Linked DNA regions of Homo sapiens: region 1 is linked to region 2. A link is a contact called in ENCODE Hi-C data. All regions are on one chromosome and are shown on one strand. Each heading gives the region's core, a stretch centred on a gene start or an enhancer-like site at or near the end of the contact. The rest is flanking DNA. Distances are from core to core; before and after follow the strand shown. Region 1 holds the start of TESK2 (testis associated actin remodelling kinase 2). Region 2 holds the start of ATP6V0B (ATPase H+ transporting V0 subunit b).

Region 1 (7,237 bases), core at 4,451-6,950, 1.5 Mb before region 2:
TCTCCCATTAAGTGGCCATGGCTCCAACTGCCTGAGCTACTGAGAAGTGTGGCCAAGTATTTTGTTGCACTCTTTGTCTCTCATGGTGTGAGTTTAATCTCTTCAGTCAGCTTGGAAGCGTCCCAATGGCTGAGCCAGAATGTTTCTGTCTCAGTTTTTGGCAGCAGGCTGGTCACAGGCAGGGAGGGAGAAGGAAAGAAGTTGGGGAACAGCCCCCTTACATTCTCTCTCATCTGCAGGCCAGCACCAGGAGCTGCTGCTGAAACAGCTGGCTGAGGGACGACAGGCTCAGGTTGGCAGTTGGAAGGTAGGACTAGGTTCAGACTTGTCTCTGCATATTTCTCTATGGAGGACCTTTCCTTTCTCTGTCTATCCTGTTCTGCAGGGAGGCCAGGATACCCTCTCCTGCCCCTGTCTTCATTCCTCTCTTCCCTGTGCTGACTCTCTCTCTCTCCAGAGCTCTTCTTTCTAACCTTTCTGCTCCCGGCCATGAGAAACTATCCTTGCCGACATGAGGGTTCCAAGTGTGCTGAAGAGGACAGTCATGGGGAGGGAGAGAGGGAGAGGTTTGGTTCCACCTGAGCCCATGATCTGGCAGATGTTAGAGCAGTTGCAAAGTGGCCAGGAAGGCAAGGGTCATACCCTGGAGGCTACCAGGACAGAGGACCAAGATGCCTGGAGGGAGCACAACCTCCTTAGGTCAGGGGGTATGGGTGCTGTGCCATTGGAGGGAAATTGTCTCACAGGTCGGGCACTGGGGACCAAAGTTCAGCTATCCTAGATTTGACTTGGGCTTTTGGGGTAGTATGAGTATCTGGGTTGTATCCCATAAAGGCATTCTTTACCTGATAGAGAGTCAGTGAGGTACCTTTGTATGTTTGGATGTTACAGAGGGAGGAGAGATTGGCAGGGCGCGGTGGCTCACGCCTATAATCCCAGCACTTTGGGAGGCCGAGGTGGGCGGATCACCTGAGGTCAGGAGTTCAAGACCAGCCTGGCTAACATGGTGAAACCCCATCTCTACAAAAATTAGCCGGGCATGATGGCGGGTGCCTGTAATCCCAGCTACTCGAGAGGCTGAGGTGGGAGAATCACTTGAACCCAGGAGGTGGAGGTTGCAGTAAACTGAGATCATGCCGTTGCACTCCAGCTTGGGTGACAGAGTGAGACTCCATCTCAAAAAAAAAAAAAAAAAAAAAAAAAAAAAGAGGGAGGAGACCAGAGTCCTAGCCTGAGGAAGGAGGACAGTTCTGTGTTGGAAGGGCCCCCTTGATACATCATTATCTTCTCTGTTTCTGGTTCTGTTCCCCTTTCCAGGATCTCCATTCATGTTGTCCAATCTAAGCTGCCTCTGCCCACTACCTTCACCATGTCTGTTTCTTCATCCAGCTCTTAATTCAGTCTTCTGGACAGTAACAGTAGCTGGGAACTTTTATGGAAGCCAGGTAAGGATAAGGACAAGGATTCCCGTTTTGGGGGAGGCTAAATCTGAATGGTGCCTGAATGCCAGCTGCCTAATTATTTAACACTAGGTAGAATGGAGTCTCTGCCTTTCTGTGAACTCACTGACCTCTGTTGCTGTTTATCCTGTCAGTCCTCTATGTCCCTCTCTATTAGAAAGGCCTAGGGCCTAGTTCTATGCATATCACAATGCTTGCTGATGACTTGTTTTCTCTTCCCTTTTCTTTCCTCTTAGATCCCCAGAGGAGCACCCTTTCTAACCTGGAGCCCAGCATCTTTCAGCTCCATGCCCAGAGTCTTAAGCAAGAGGACCTATTCCTTTGGGGCCCCAAAATGCTCCTGAATGACCTGTAAGGACTCGTTAAGAATAGTAGGATGAAGGCTTCTTTGCCCACCCTCCCCTCCAAGGCCCTGTTTCTGGGCTGCCCGCCCCTACCTTCTTGAAGTAGCTATTATCTGTCTTATCTACTGAGGCTTTTCACTGCCTGCCCATCCTTGCCCCCCATCTCAGCTCACTGCAACCTCCGCCTCCCAGGTTCAAGCAATTGTCCTGCCTCAGCCTCCCAAGTAGCTGGGATTACAGGTGTGCGCTAATTTTTGTATTTTTAGTAGAGATGGGGTTTCACCATGTTGGCCAGTCTGGTCTTGAACTTCTGACCTCAAGTGATCTGCCCGCCTCGCCCTCCCAAAGTGCTGGGATTACAGTTGTGAGCCACCATGCCCAGCCTATAGCTGTACCTTCTGAGTGCAAGCTCAGTTGAACTTGGAAAGTAATGGGAGTTCCCATTCTGGTGAGTAGAATGAGGTAGGACACTGCTCTAGGGCAGTAGTGCTGGGGGATGCAAAGGAGGATGAGATATTCTGGTGGGACTTGGATCTGGACAGTAGGAGGCTACCTTTCCTCATCTCCAGCTTCTGCCTTTTTTTTTTTTTTTTTTGAGGCAAGGTCTTACTCAGTTGCCCAGGCTGGAGTGCAGTGGCATGATCTTGGCTCACTGCAGCCTCCGCTTCCTGTACTAAAGCAATCCTCCCACCTTAGCCCCCCAAGTAATAATATATGGGACTACAGGCACACGCTATCATGCCTGGCTAATTTTTAAATATTTTTTGTAGAGACAGGTTTTCACCATGTTGCCCAGGCTGGTCTCGAACTCCTGGGCTCAACTGATCCACCAACTTTGGCCTCCCAAAGTGTTCAGATTACAGGTGTGAGCTGCTACCATGCCTAGCCCCAGCTTCTACTGCTTGAGGCTCTCTTTGGCATCTCCACACATCATCCTTAGCAGCCCAGACTGCATTTCTGTAGCAGCCTCTTCCCTGGTCTCTTCTTTCAGTCTCTCTGCCTCTAATCCAGTGGCTTTAAGAATTTTTTGGCTGTGACTTCCAGTAAGAAATACAATTTACATTGTGACCTAGTAAATATGTGTGTAGATTTATTAACTGAAATAAAAATGTTATGATTTAATTTTTATCCTTAGTGGGAGTGATACACTGATATTTTCTATTATATTTCATTAAAAAATGCCTTGTGACTAATGATCCTGATCCTTTTCACTACTTGGACAACACGGAACATGAACTGCATGGGTCCACTTTGTTTTTTCTTTTTTTTGAGATGGAGTTTCACTCTGTAACCCAGGCCAGAGTGCAGTGGCGAGATCACAGCTCACTGCAGCCTCAACTTCCTGGGCTTAAGCGATCCTCCCACCTCAGTCTACCATGTAGCTGGGACCAGAGGCATGCGCCACCACACCCAGCTAATTTTTTGTACTTTTTGTAAAGACAGGGTTTCGCCATCTTGCCTAGGCTGGTCTTGAACTCCTGGGCTCAAGTGATCCTCCTGCCTCAGCTTCCCTAGTAGCTAGTACTACAGGCATGTGATGCCACACCCAGCTAATTATAAAAGGATTTTTGTTTGTAGAGATGTGTCTCACTATGTTGCCCAGGCTGGTCTCAAACCCTTGGGCTCAAGAGATCCTCCTACCTCAGTCTCCCAAAGCCCTTGGGATTACAGGTCTGAGCCCACACACCCAACCTCAACAGAAATATTAAATAGCAATGTGGAAAATTGTTATTTGAGCTGTCACCAGGTGGCAGCACATGATTTGTTGCCAGAAGAATGGTACCAAAAAGCCTTTGGTCAGGGGGACTGGGCTGGGGTGATCTCTCTTCTCCCTTCAGAGATTCTGTGAGCTACCAATTAATCTTCCTAAAACACTGCCCTGTTTAGTTTATGGTCCTGCTCAAGAATAGCTCTCACAGCATAAAAAACAAAAGACAAATTTGAATATTGGCATTTAAGCCCAACCCACATGCAGCCTCTTCTCTCTCCAATATCTCCTACCACACTTCTTTCTTTCTTTTTATATTTTTTTGGGACAGGGTCCTGCTCTGTTGTCCAGGCTGGAGTGCAGTGGCACCATCCACAGCTCACTGTAGCCTTGACCTCTGGGCTCAGGTGATCTTCTGGCTTTAGCCTCCCAAGTAGCTAGGACCACAGGTACATGCCACCATTTTGGGCTCATTTTTTTTTTTTTTTCTGTACAGACAGGGTCTCGCTATGTTGCCCAGGCTGGTCTCAAACTCCTGGCTTCAAGTGATCCACCTTGGCCTCCCAAAGTGCTGAGATTACAGAAGTGAATCACTGTGTCTGGCCATATTTTTTTTTTTTTTTTTTTTTTGAGACGGAGACTTGCTGTGTCGCCCAGGCTGGAGTGCAGTGGTGCGATCTTGGCTCACTGCAACTTCTGCTTCCCGGGCTCAAGCGATTCTCTTGCCTCAGCCTCCTGAGTAGCTGGGACTACAGGCACGCGCCAATACACCCAGCTAATTTTTCTATTTTTAGTAGAGACGAGGTTTCACCATGTTTGCCAGGATGGTCTCGATCTTCTGACTTCGTGATCCCCCTGCCTCGGCCTCCCAAAGTGGTGGGATTACAGGCGTGATCCACTGCTCCCGGCCCTGGCCATATTTCTTAAACTTTATGGCCACCAGGAATGCATACCACTTATACTCTTCCAGGAGGATGAAAGTCTTAAGATGTCTGAAAAGGGGTCTCTAACCCCTGGGAGTGCTAATACAGTAAGGCCCATACTGCTTGCTCTTGCCCTCCTCCTGTTCTAGTCTCTTCAGTCATGAGATTATGAGCTCCTGATGTCCAGGCACATGCAAAAAGTGAAGAAATATGTGCCTTGAACAGCTGGGCAGAATTCTTAGCTGGGAGCGGTGGCTCACGCCTGTAATCCCGGCACTTTCGTAGGCCAACGTGGGCCGATCACTTGAGTCCAGGAGTTACAGACCAGCCTGGGCAACATGGTAAACCCCGTCTCTACAAAATATACAAAAAATTAGTCAGGCATGCTGGCGTGTGCCTGTAGTCCCAGCTATCCGGGGAGGCTGAGTTGGGAGGATCATCTTAATCCAGGAGTTTGAGGCTGCAAGTGAGCCATGATCGCTCCATTGCACTCCATCATCCTGGGCGACAGAGTGAGACCCTTCTAAAAAAAAAACAACCAACAAAAACAACAAAAAATCCCAACTTATTCCCCACCAGCTTTCTTTCAAAATCTGTTTTCAAGCTAGCTGAAGTGTTACCTCCTCTAAGCTTTCACTTAACCGAATCTCATAGTCATGATTAATTGCTTCCCTAGCATTTTGTTTAGCTCTACTGATTGCTCTTACTATTTCAAGTCGGTATTATTGATATATTTTTTCCTCCTCACTATACTGAAATCCTGCAGGACGCAGCATTCTTACCGCTTTTCCTTACTCAGCTATACCTTGACCAACCCGAAAGCCGCGCCAGTCTAGTCCATTTTCTATTGGCTTTATCAATTACCAATCATTTCTGTGTTTAACATTTTTATTGGTCCATCTTGTGTTTACTGCCCCGCCCTCTAAGAGGCTCCTGGACTTGGGTTTCCCCCAGGTGTATTCCCTCCTCCTCGGTTCCGCCTTTCCCACACACTGCTTCTTCTGTTTTTACCTCGACTTCCTTCCTATTGGTTCCCTTCGTCCTCCGGAGTTGGCACCTACGGCTGTTGATTGGCTTTTCTGGACGCCCATTGTGCCCACCCTCATACCACGTGGCATTCCTAGCGCTAATTGGGCAATTCCACTACCTCGTTTATCAGGAGTTGACGGTTGACTGGCTACTCTGAGGGAGGGCTTGAGGGAGGGGCGTGGCCAGCCGAGACCCCGCCCCCAACCCCCCTGCTGGGCCGGGTAGGCGTTTCAGTCTTTCGCGGCCCGGGAGCTCAGCAGAGCTACCAGCTGCCCTGTTGGCTTCGCTGGTCGGATCGTCCTCCTGGCCCCGCCAAACAGGCGGGGGGAGCGGCCCCGACTGTGGGGCCATGGCAGTAGTCTCCTCGTTCGCCGCCGCCGCTAGCCTAGCTGAGTCGCCGGCTTCTGCGCTAGGGGCTCCCACCGCCTCCGCAGGCTAAGGAGCCGCTGCCACCAACGAGCTGTGAGGGTTACTATGCTCCCTCTTTGCCGCCGTCTCCTCCTCTTGCCCGCGCAGGCACCCCTCTGGCTGCTCAGTCCTGCCTCAGGTAACGTGAAAAGAGGACGGGGGTCACAAACCCGGGCATCCTGCCTGGCCCGCGCGCGCTGCCGCTCCACCTCCTCTGCCCCGGAGCAGAGGCGCCTGCGTCCCTCCGCACCCGACGGGACCCCTCGGCTTCCCAGAGGTCCCCCTCTCAGCGGCGGCGGACGCTCCCTTCCTGGCCGCTTTCCCCTTTCCTTCTCACTTCCCTCAGGCTCCCCGCCACGTCTGCTCCCCCTTAGAACCTGGGAACCCATTAGAAGTTACCTCGCTCGCATTAGGGATCTTTCGTTTTCTCGGAAAACTCTTGTTTCAGAGACTTCCAGCTCCCCACTGAGCGCCTCCCTGCTCGCATACCCGCTCCTGCCTCAGAGATCTGGGTTCCTTCACTTGACTTCCCTCCGATACACTCTTCCCTCGAAAACGTTCACCTCTACCCAGGAAAACAATTCCCTCCCCTCAGACCCTACTGCCTTCCCCCTCTTCTTTCCTCGCTTGTCATCGTCTCCCTTCCTTTCCCCTCTCTGCTTTTTACTCTTCGCTGTGAAGAGTGGACTAAGCCAGTGTTCAGATTTCGCTACAAGCGAAATCCAGGTTTGCGTAATTTAAAAGTCTTTAAATTGTATACCTCTGAGAAGAACTTGCTGAGGAATTTGGACTTCATGCTGCATGCATGGGGAGCCGTTGAAGGTTTTGTAAGCAGGAGCTTGGTATGATTGCATTATCTTTGGTGAAAATATAGAGGAAGGATTGAAAGTGAAGACCGTGGAGGCGGAAAGGCCAGGTAGGCAGAAAACGAGTGTGCTCATCCAGGCGGGAGGGAATGGCCCGAAATTCCAAGAGGTTTCAAAATAAAGTTGAGAAGAATAGTAGAAAGTTTCTGACTTGGCTGATGGTGTGAATCGGTAGTGTTAATTGAAATAGGGAACATAGTCTCTGGTTATACCACCCTCAACGCTCCTGATCTCATCTGAAATAGGGAGCATAAAAAAGCAATTTTGAGAGAAGGTAATAAATTTGGTTTTGAACAAGTTAAGTTTCAGGGTTTGTTTGTTAGTTTTTGTTTTTTTTGACGGAGTCTCATTCTGTCACCCAGGCTGGAGTGCAGTGGCACGATCTCAGCTCACTGCCACCTCCTCCTCCCAGGTACAAGCGATTCTCCTGCCTCAGACTACCGAGTAGCTGGGATTACAGGCATGCGCCACCACGTCCGGCTAATTTTTGTACTTTTAG
Region 2 (6,827 bases), core at 1,909-4,408:
GGAGGGCCCTGAACACCAAGCCTCTGAAAGGCTAAGGGACACAGCTCCAGCTGTCCCAGGAAAACCAGCAATAAATAAAAGTGAGGCACGGCCCCACCCACACATATCATCTAGTCACCCATCTTCACTCTGGAGGTCTGCAAAAAAAGAACAGGAGAAATCAGGCAGGGACAGAGGAATAGGTAAGGCAGTGACAAATGATAGAAGATGACATCTAGCACATGGTTGGATGGACAGACCACAAGAGATATATGACTAACCAGGATGGACACACTGTGACAGACAAGGCAGACAGGGACAGACAACCACAGAGTTACGCTGTGGGACAGACGGAGAGAAGTGGCATATGGATAAAGCTAGTCACTAAGAATCAACTCAGTCAAGCACCCACAGTCACACTCAGACCCTCAGGCTGATCCTTAGTCACAAACTCACACACTGTCAGACAGACTAGACACACACAATTTAGACAATGGTGTCCTACTGACAGGCATGTGAGAGGGAGATACACATAGCTCCGAGAGACAGTCAAACACACCATGACAGACTGATATAGACAGACAAAATTCCATTCTAGTCTAGATCACAAATACAGACTGGAGACATGAAAAGCATGGCAGATAAAATGAGAGAACAGAAAGAGGGAGGACTAAGTGCTATACAGATACAACGCATTAGAAAGGGGGGAAAAAGAACAGGGCTGTTGTCAGTGACACCAAATCAGAGACAAAAATAGAGAGCCCCTGTAGGAGAAAACCAGAAGATGGAAATGAGGAGGTGGAAGCTGTTTGGGGGAATCTATAGTTATAGGTAGAGAAGGAGAGCACTTCAGCTTCTCCAGAAGGAGGGTAAGGCTAGGTTGGGGACAAGGACACAGAGGCTTCCCAAGGGGATTCATCACCTGAAGAATTGCGACGATGACCCCAAAGAGGCCAATGGCGCTGCCAAAGATCTCCACGATGAGAATCTTTACAAAGAGGCTGGGGTTCTGAGCATCGGCCAGGGCAGCCCCACTGCCCACGATGCCCACGCAGACTCCACAGAAGAGGTTAGACAGGCCTACGGTGAGGCCAGCCCCAAACATGGAGTAGCCTGGGAGGATAGAGAGGGGTGCAGTGAGGCTAAGCCAGGAATGGGGGAGATATGGGCTAATGGGGCCAATCACCATCCCCACTCTGCAAAGCAGAAAAAGTAGGTGAGAGAATATCAAAATGATGGCCCAAGCTGGGATGGGGGAGAGTGGAAGCAGGCATGAAGTCCCAGCATTTTGCATTCATACGCCCATCCACCCACCTGCATGGTAGTTCCGATGGCCGATGGCCTTGGGGTCTGTGGCACTGAAAGGCTGAGGGAAGAAGAAAAGTAATCAGAAACCATCCTGATGCACCCCATCCAATCTCTAAGGAATGTGTAGAACACACTGGAATGGATTCCCGCCACCACCCTGGCCTTCCATACCTCAGCCATGTTGCTAATGACAATTGCCATGATGATGCCGTAGATGGCCACAGCCTCACAGAAGATGATGCTGGTAGTGGTAGAGATTAGGGGTAAGGAGTGGAAAGGAGAAAGAAATGAGAAAGAAACCGTCCTTCCTGCCCAGTAAGTCCCCAGCAATCTTTCCCCTATAACATCCCATCCCACAAGGTGGCTTGTCAGAAACAGTATGTCAGATCAAACACACAGGCAGCGCCAACACAGCTGGTTCTGACAAAAGTCCAAGGACCCTGACACTTACCTGACCAGGTTCTTGGTCTTGATCCTGGGGGCCTTCACTCCTCCACCAATGATGGAGGAGCCGGTAATATAGATGCCCCTGGTGGAAGGATAAAAAACTGATGAGCAGAGCCCAAGCTGTCACTGCCCTCAGCATGCCTAAGACCCCAGTGACACCACCTGCCATGACTCAGCCCCTGCCCCCAGTCCCACCACCCCAATACTCACCAGGCTGCCCCAACCACAGACAGGGAGATAGCTAGGCCAATGCCCAGGTTGGACCACATGAAGGGCGAAGTCTCCGTCAGGAACCTGTTGTGGAAGCAGAGAAGAAAGCAGTTCAGCTCTAGCAGGGAAGCGGAGCACAAAATCTTAACCCCTCAAACCCCCTTCAACCCCACCACCAGTTCTACAGGCAACAACTGACCGCGTATTTCCCAAAGGTCCATGTCCCAGGCAGGCAGTGGTGTGGGGGAGGGACTCAGACCAGAGAAAAGAAGAGAGGCTGCAGGGAAGAAGCTTCAAGGGGAATCCTCCCCCTGCCCTCCCTTACCATGCCACATCAAAGCGGAAGCCCAAATCAAAAATGGTGTAGCAGACTCCTGCAGCAGTGAGGGAGAAAAAGGGGGTTACGGGCTGCTCGGTAGAGAGAAGTTCTTCAACCTAAAGTAGCTGCCGAGCTGAAGGGCCACCTCCCTGAAGGGGCGTCCTCAGGCTGCCCCCAGGTGACAGTACAGCTGTGTAGACAGATTCCTCTGCTTAGGCCTCCATTTTCTGCCATTCCCTCGCTAAAACCACCTCCCAGACCAAGCACCTGCGCAGGCAGGGTCGCCACCCGCAAGCCCGAATCCGAGGCGGGACCGAGGGAGCAAGCGCTCCAGCCAGATCCCGCCGGCCCAGTCCGTTCCGCTGTTTACCCAACAAGCTGTGGGTGGGGGAGGGCAAAGCGACTGGGAAAAGAGGAACCGGAGCAGCCGGCTTGTGACCGAGCGGGCCGGTCAGGAGCAAGAAAGGGGGGACAGCAGTGAGACGTGGGAGCGAGGGGAGACAGCGATAGTGGCAGGACGGGGGAGTGCTGCCCTCGCGGCCCCTACCCGCCCGCACCCCTCCTCAAGCAGCTGGAAATCCGGGTCTCCTTTGTCGGAGTCAGAGGCCCTCGCAGGCGCAAGTCCCCAGAGCCTCGGGTGCAGAGCGCGCGGGGGGCCAGTATTCCCCGCAGGCCACTTCCCCGCCGAGTTCCGACCCGGCCAGCTCGGCCGCGATGCTGCTCCCGCCCGCCAGGACCCGGCCTCACCCACGGCCAGCGCGCAGGCCCAGAAGGCCACGAAGACCCCGGAGTAGAGCAGTGCTAGCCCCGTCATGGCGGCGACGGCGGCGGGGGTCGGAACGGCGGGGCCGGAGCTACAAACGCGTCCCAGCGTCCACCGTCCGTCCCGCAGTCTGTCCGCCCGCCCCGCAGCGTCACCTAACTCGCCCACGTGATGCGCCGGTACCACGTGACCCCACGCCGGTTCCCCGCGCAGCGCCGCCGCCCGTCTAGAGCAAGGCGACGCTGGAACCGCAGGCGCTGGGGATTGTGGTAGTTGTAGTCACGCGTCTCGGCGGAGGCTTGGGCGCCCTCCTCTCTAGGAACTTCGACATCTGGCCGGTCCTTCTCGAGTCTCTCCACCTCGCCCTGCCAGCCCTGTTTTATTCCCGAGCCTGCTCGCGGGCCCCTAAGGCGTCCTCTCTGGCAGCCGTGCGTCCTAGCCTGTGGCGGGTGGCGCCGCGCGTGCCCTCTGCCTCACCTTGCTCACGGCGTCTCTCCGCCCCAGTGCGCCTGTTGGCGCTCGCTCCGCTGCCTGGCTAACACCTGCTGTCCTCCGAAATCGTCCTTCCGGCAAGCCTTCCCTAACCCAGTGGCAGGGAAGCGCGTTTGCTGGGCTCCCGCGATGTCCTGGTGATGCTTATTAAGCTTCAGTAAGATGTCACTACCCTGTCGAAATGCCCTGATGGCTCCCATTTCATTCAGGAGAAAAGCCAAAGTTCTCACAATAGCCTGCTAGGCTCCCCACGCCCCTCAGCTGACTTCACCTTCTAATATTCCCCCACTAACTCCCTCCTCTGGCTGCACTGCCCTCCTTGCTATTTCTTTGAACGTGCCAACCATACCGCGACCTCACTGCCCTTGCACTTGCTCTCTCTGCTTCTCCTAACTATACATGCGGCTCATCCTGTAACTTCCTTTCAGTTTTTGCTCACCTTCTTGAAAAGGCCTTCTCTGACCATTCTGTTTAATATTCCACCCCACTTAAACGCTCCTCTGCTTCCCAGCTTTACATTTCTCACGGTACTTACTGATCACCATTTGGCATACTAAGTATTTTATTTGTCCAACTCCCCTGGAAGAGTGGAAGCACCATGGCTTTTGTGTCGCTCACTGCTGTATTTCCAGTACCTGGCACAGAGTGTGTCCTCAGTACATATTTGTAGAACACATGACTGATGCCCACTTTGTCTGGGTTACCTTGTTAGCTTACAGCTCTGCCTCCACCATTAGACTAGGCATTCCCTGAGGGCAGGGACCACATCTCCTTTGTTCACCTTCAATACCCTCGACAATGCCACTGTGACCAGATTCTCAACAAATGTGGGGAAGAAGAGGCGAGTCTTTTCATTTCACCCCTCTCCACCTTTAGGGCCCAGCAACCCCACTTGCTTGAAGCATCCGCCATGTTGGTTCATGTTTAAGCCCAAAGGTCTTTTTCACTCCTTTTCTCCTGACAATTATTTTTTCCTCCAAAAGATCCAGCATAGGTGTTATGCCCTCTGGGAAGCCTCCTCTTAGTCCTTGTCAGGTATCTCCTGTGGGATCCAGCTGTCCCTGGGGCTTCCCTCCTCCCAGATAGAGCTGTTTCACTGTGTACTGACTGCGTATTTAACTCTCTTTCCAGGTACACTGGAAAGGAATCTGGTTAAATACAGTTAACATCTACATCCCAGGACCAGTGCAGGACCTGCAGTATTTCATGAATTAAAAAGAAACACAAAGAGAAAAGGTATCTGGTTTATTTAGGTTGCTGTGATCTCCCTGAGAAATAAGAGTCAGTATAGACCAACGCTGTCCAACCAATAGAACTTTCTGCCATGATGGCATATCCTGTAGCTGCACTGTCCCCTCATGTGGCTGTCTGAACACTTGAATGACTAATGTGACTGAGAAACTGAGCTTTTAATCTTAATTAACTTAAATTTAAGTTTAGCCACATGTATTTAGTGGCTACTGTACTGGACAGTGCAGGTCTAGCTAGACCAGTGGTTCTCAATTGAGGGCAATTTTCCCCCACAGATAACATTTGCCAAGGTCTGGAGATATTTTTGGTTGTCACAACTGGGGGAGTGCTTCTGATGTCTAGTGGGCAGAGGCCAGGGATGCTGCTGAGCACCCTACCATACACCAGACAGCCCCACAACAAAGAATTATCTGGCCCCAAATGTCAAGTACGAGTTTGAGAAACCCTGGTCTAGACTGTCTAGCACCTGCCTTTTGACAAGGACAGACCCTCAACTGCAGCCTGGGAACTGGGATTGGCCAAAGGTCCTGGGCTGCCCTCAGGAAGACAGATGGGTCCAGAGGCCTCAGGGAAGTCCCTAAGCCCTTTATTCCATCAGCCAAACAACACGCATTACTGGGCATGTGCTGAGCTTGTGCCAGTGCCAGGACAGGACAGAGACGGATCCTATCCTGTGAAGGGCTGCCTGCTCTCCCTCCTTCCAGGGTCCTTCAAGGATCTTGGCAGGGGGATGGGAGGTTGGTGCAGGGAGCACTAAAGGTCCTAGCAGCCATTCATAAGTCCATCTATGTCTCCAGCCCCACATGGTATCAGCCGCTTCCCTCATCCTCATAGGCGATGGCAATCCCTCGTCTTCCACTCACAGCTTCTGTCACTGGCGTCTGACCCAGGCGGGGCTCCAGCCCTTGCCAGCTCCGGGAACTAAGGAATGAGGCTGTAGAGGGAGGGGGCTCAGTCTGAGTGCGCTGCATCTGGAGAAAAAGCTCAGCTGGGAGTGGAGACTTGTACATTTACCTGCAGGACTGCTCTCAGCCAGCTCCAGCTGGGGCCGTGGGGTCAGAGCCAAGCTTCCATGATCATTTGATGACTTCCAGGCAGGTGGGGGTCGGAGATCTCCAGTAATGAGTGACACGTCTGGGGTTTCCCACAGCTCTGACTCAGGTGGTGGGAGAGCCACGTGGAAGGGAGAGCCTGAAAGGGAGGAGGAAAGAAAATCCATACTCACCCCCTGACTCCGTGCCCCAGGTTTCCAGCTTAGGCAATGCCCCCACTACTCACCAGGCAATAAGTCCGCATAATGTGTGAGGTGGGGAGCCAGGCCTGGAGGTGGCCAGGCAGGGTTGCAGGCAGCTTCCAGCTCACATGGTGCCAGTATAGGCTGGAAGAAGCTACCAGAAAGCTGGGGGGCTAGAGCACCCAGAGGACAGGCTAATAGCACAAAGACATCCACCTCAGGGAAGTTGGCAAGCTTGGCAGGGGTGGGCCGCCCCAGGGCCAACACATAGCTACGCTTGCCAGCAGCCTGAGTCAGGTTCCGCAAGTGGGCCAGTGCCTCACGGTGTTGGGCTACACCCAGTGTGCCTGCCAGCAGCCCTACCACGCGGGCATCTCTGGCCCTCTCTACCAGATATCGTCTTCGTGCCCTTAGCCGTCCAGCCCGGGCACCCTCATCCTGAGTCTTCCCTGTATCTGGACAGCAGGAGGAGAAGGGTTGACCTGGTGCCCACCCCAAGAGCAGCCGACTCAGGTCTGGGTCAAGGTCTGGGTCAGGGCTGGCCTTAGAGCCCCCTACATAGAAGGCACCATACTCTTCTAGACGCCTCCCTGGGGCAAGGGGGAAGCGGCGCCCAAAACGCTCTAGGGGCATAGGCTCTGGACTCAGGGAACCCACTGGTTGGGGAAAAGCTGGGCTGGAGACTAGCAGGTCCAGGTACCGTGGGCGCAGGAGAGTAGCCAAAGCCTCTGGAAGAGAAGGAGGTAGTGTTGAGGTTGGAGCCTGGCAAAGCAGGAGCTCCCTCATCCCCAGGAGACTAAATATGACCCAGTAGGCTGGGGCCA

What was found. Hi-C counts contacts between places; a loop is a spot of excess contacts on that map. Pooled maps may share reads with other maps.
Region 1: a pooled map shows a loop between it and region 2 (5-fold over the local background). The contact joins the promoter of TESK2 here to the promoter of ATP6V0B in region 2. A Hi-C loop is called at or near these places in 1 of 168 maps with a recorded cell type or tissue (naive thymus-derived CD4-positive, alpha-beta T cell) and 7 of 50 pooled maps.

Annotation. Positions count from the first base shown.
Region 1 is chr1:45,489,626-45,496,862 of GRCh38, reverse strand. TESK2 (testis associated actin remodelling kinase 2) reads left to right here and starts at 5,700. Exons shown (of 11, transcript NM_007170.3): 1 at 5,700-6,011. It overlaps CCDC163 (CCDC163 homolog), which reads left to right. Exons shown (of 5, transcript NM_001102601.3): 4 at 240-307; 5 at 1,697-2,997. The coding sequence ends at 1,804. RefSeq lists enhancers at 5,412-5,706, 5,993-6,042 and a silencer at 5,543-5,762.
Region 2 is chr1:43,971,291-43,978,117 of GRCh38, reverse strand. ATP6V0B (ATPase H+ transporting V0 subunit b) reads right to left here and starts at 3,158. Exons shown (of 8, transcript NM_004047.5): 1 at 3,011-3,158; 2 at 2,270-2,318; 3 at 1,945-2,028; 4 at 1,739-1,816; 5 at 1,459-1,528; 6 at 1,294-1,345; 7 at 902-1,092; 8 at 1-137. The coding sequence starts at 3,077. The coding sequence ends at 111. It overlaps LOC124904167 (a long non-coding RNA gene), which reads left to right and starts at 3,253. Exons shown (of 2, transcript XR_007066053.1): 1 at 3,253-3,675; 2 at 4,231-4,753. It overlaps DPH2 (diphthamide biosynthesis 2), which reads right to left. Exons shown (of 6, transcript NM_001384.5): 4 at 6,048-6,731; 5 at 5,784-5,960; 6 at 4,749-5,703. The coding sequence ends at 5,579. RefSeq lists enhancers at 1-206, 2,339-3,171, 3,370-3,419, 3,470-3,589, 3,172-4,005 and 3 more and silencers at 2,620-2,669, 3,070-3,119.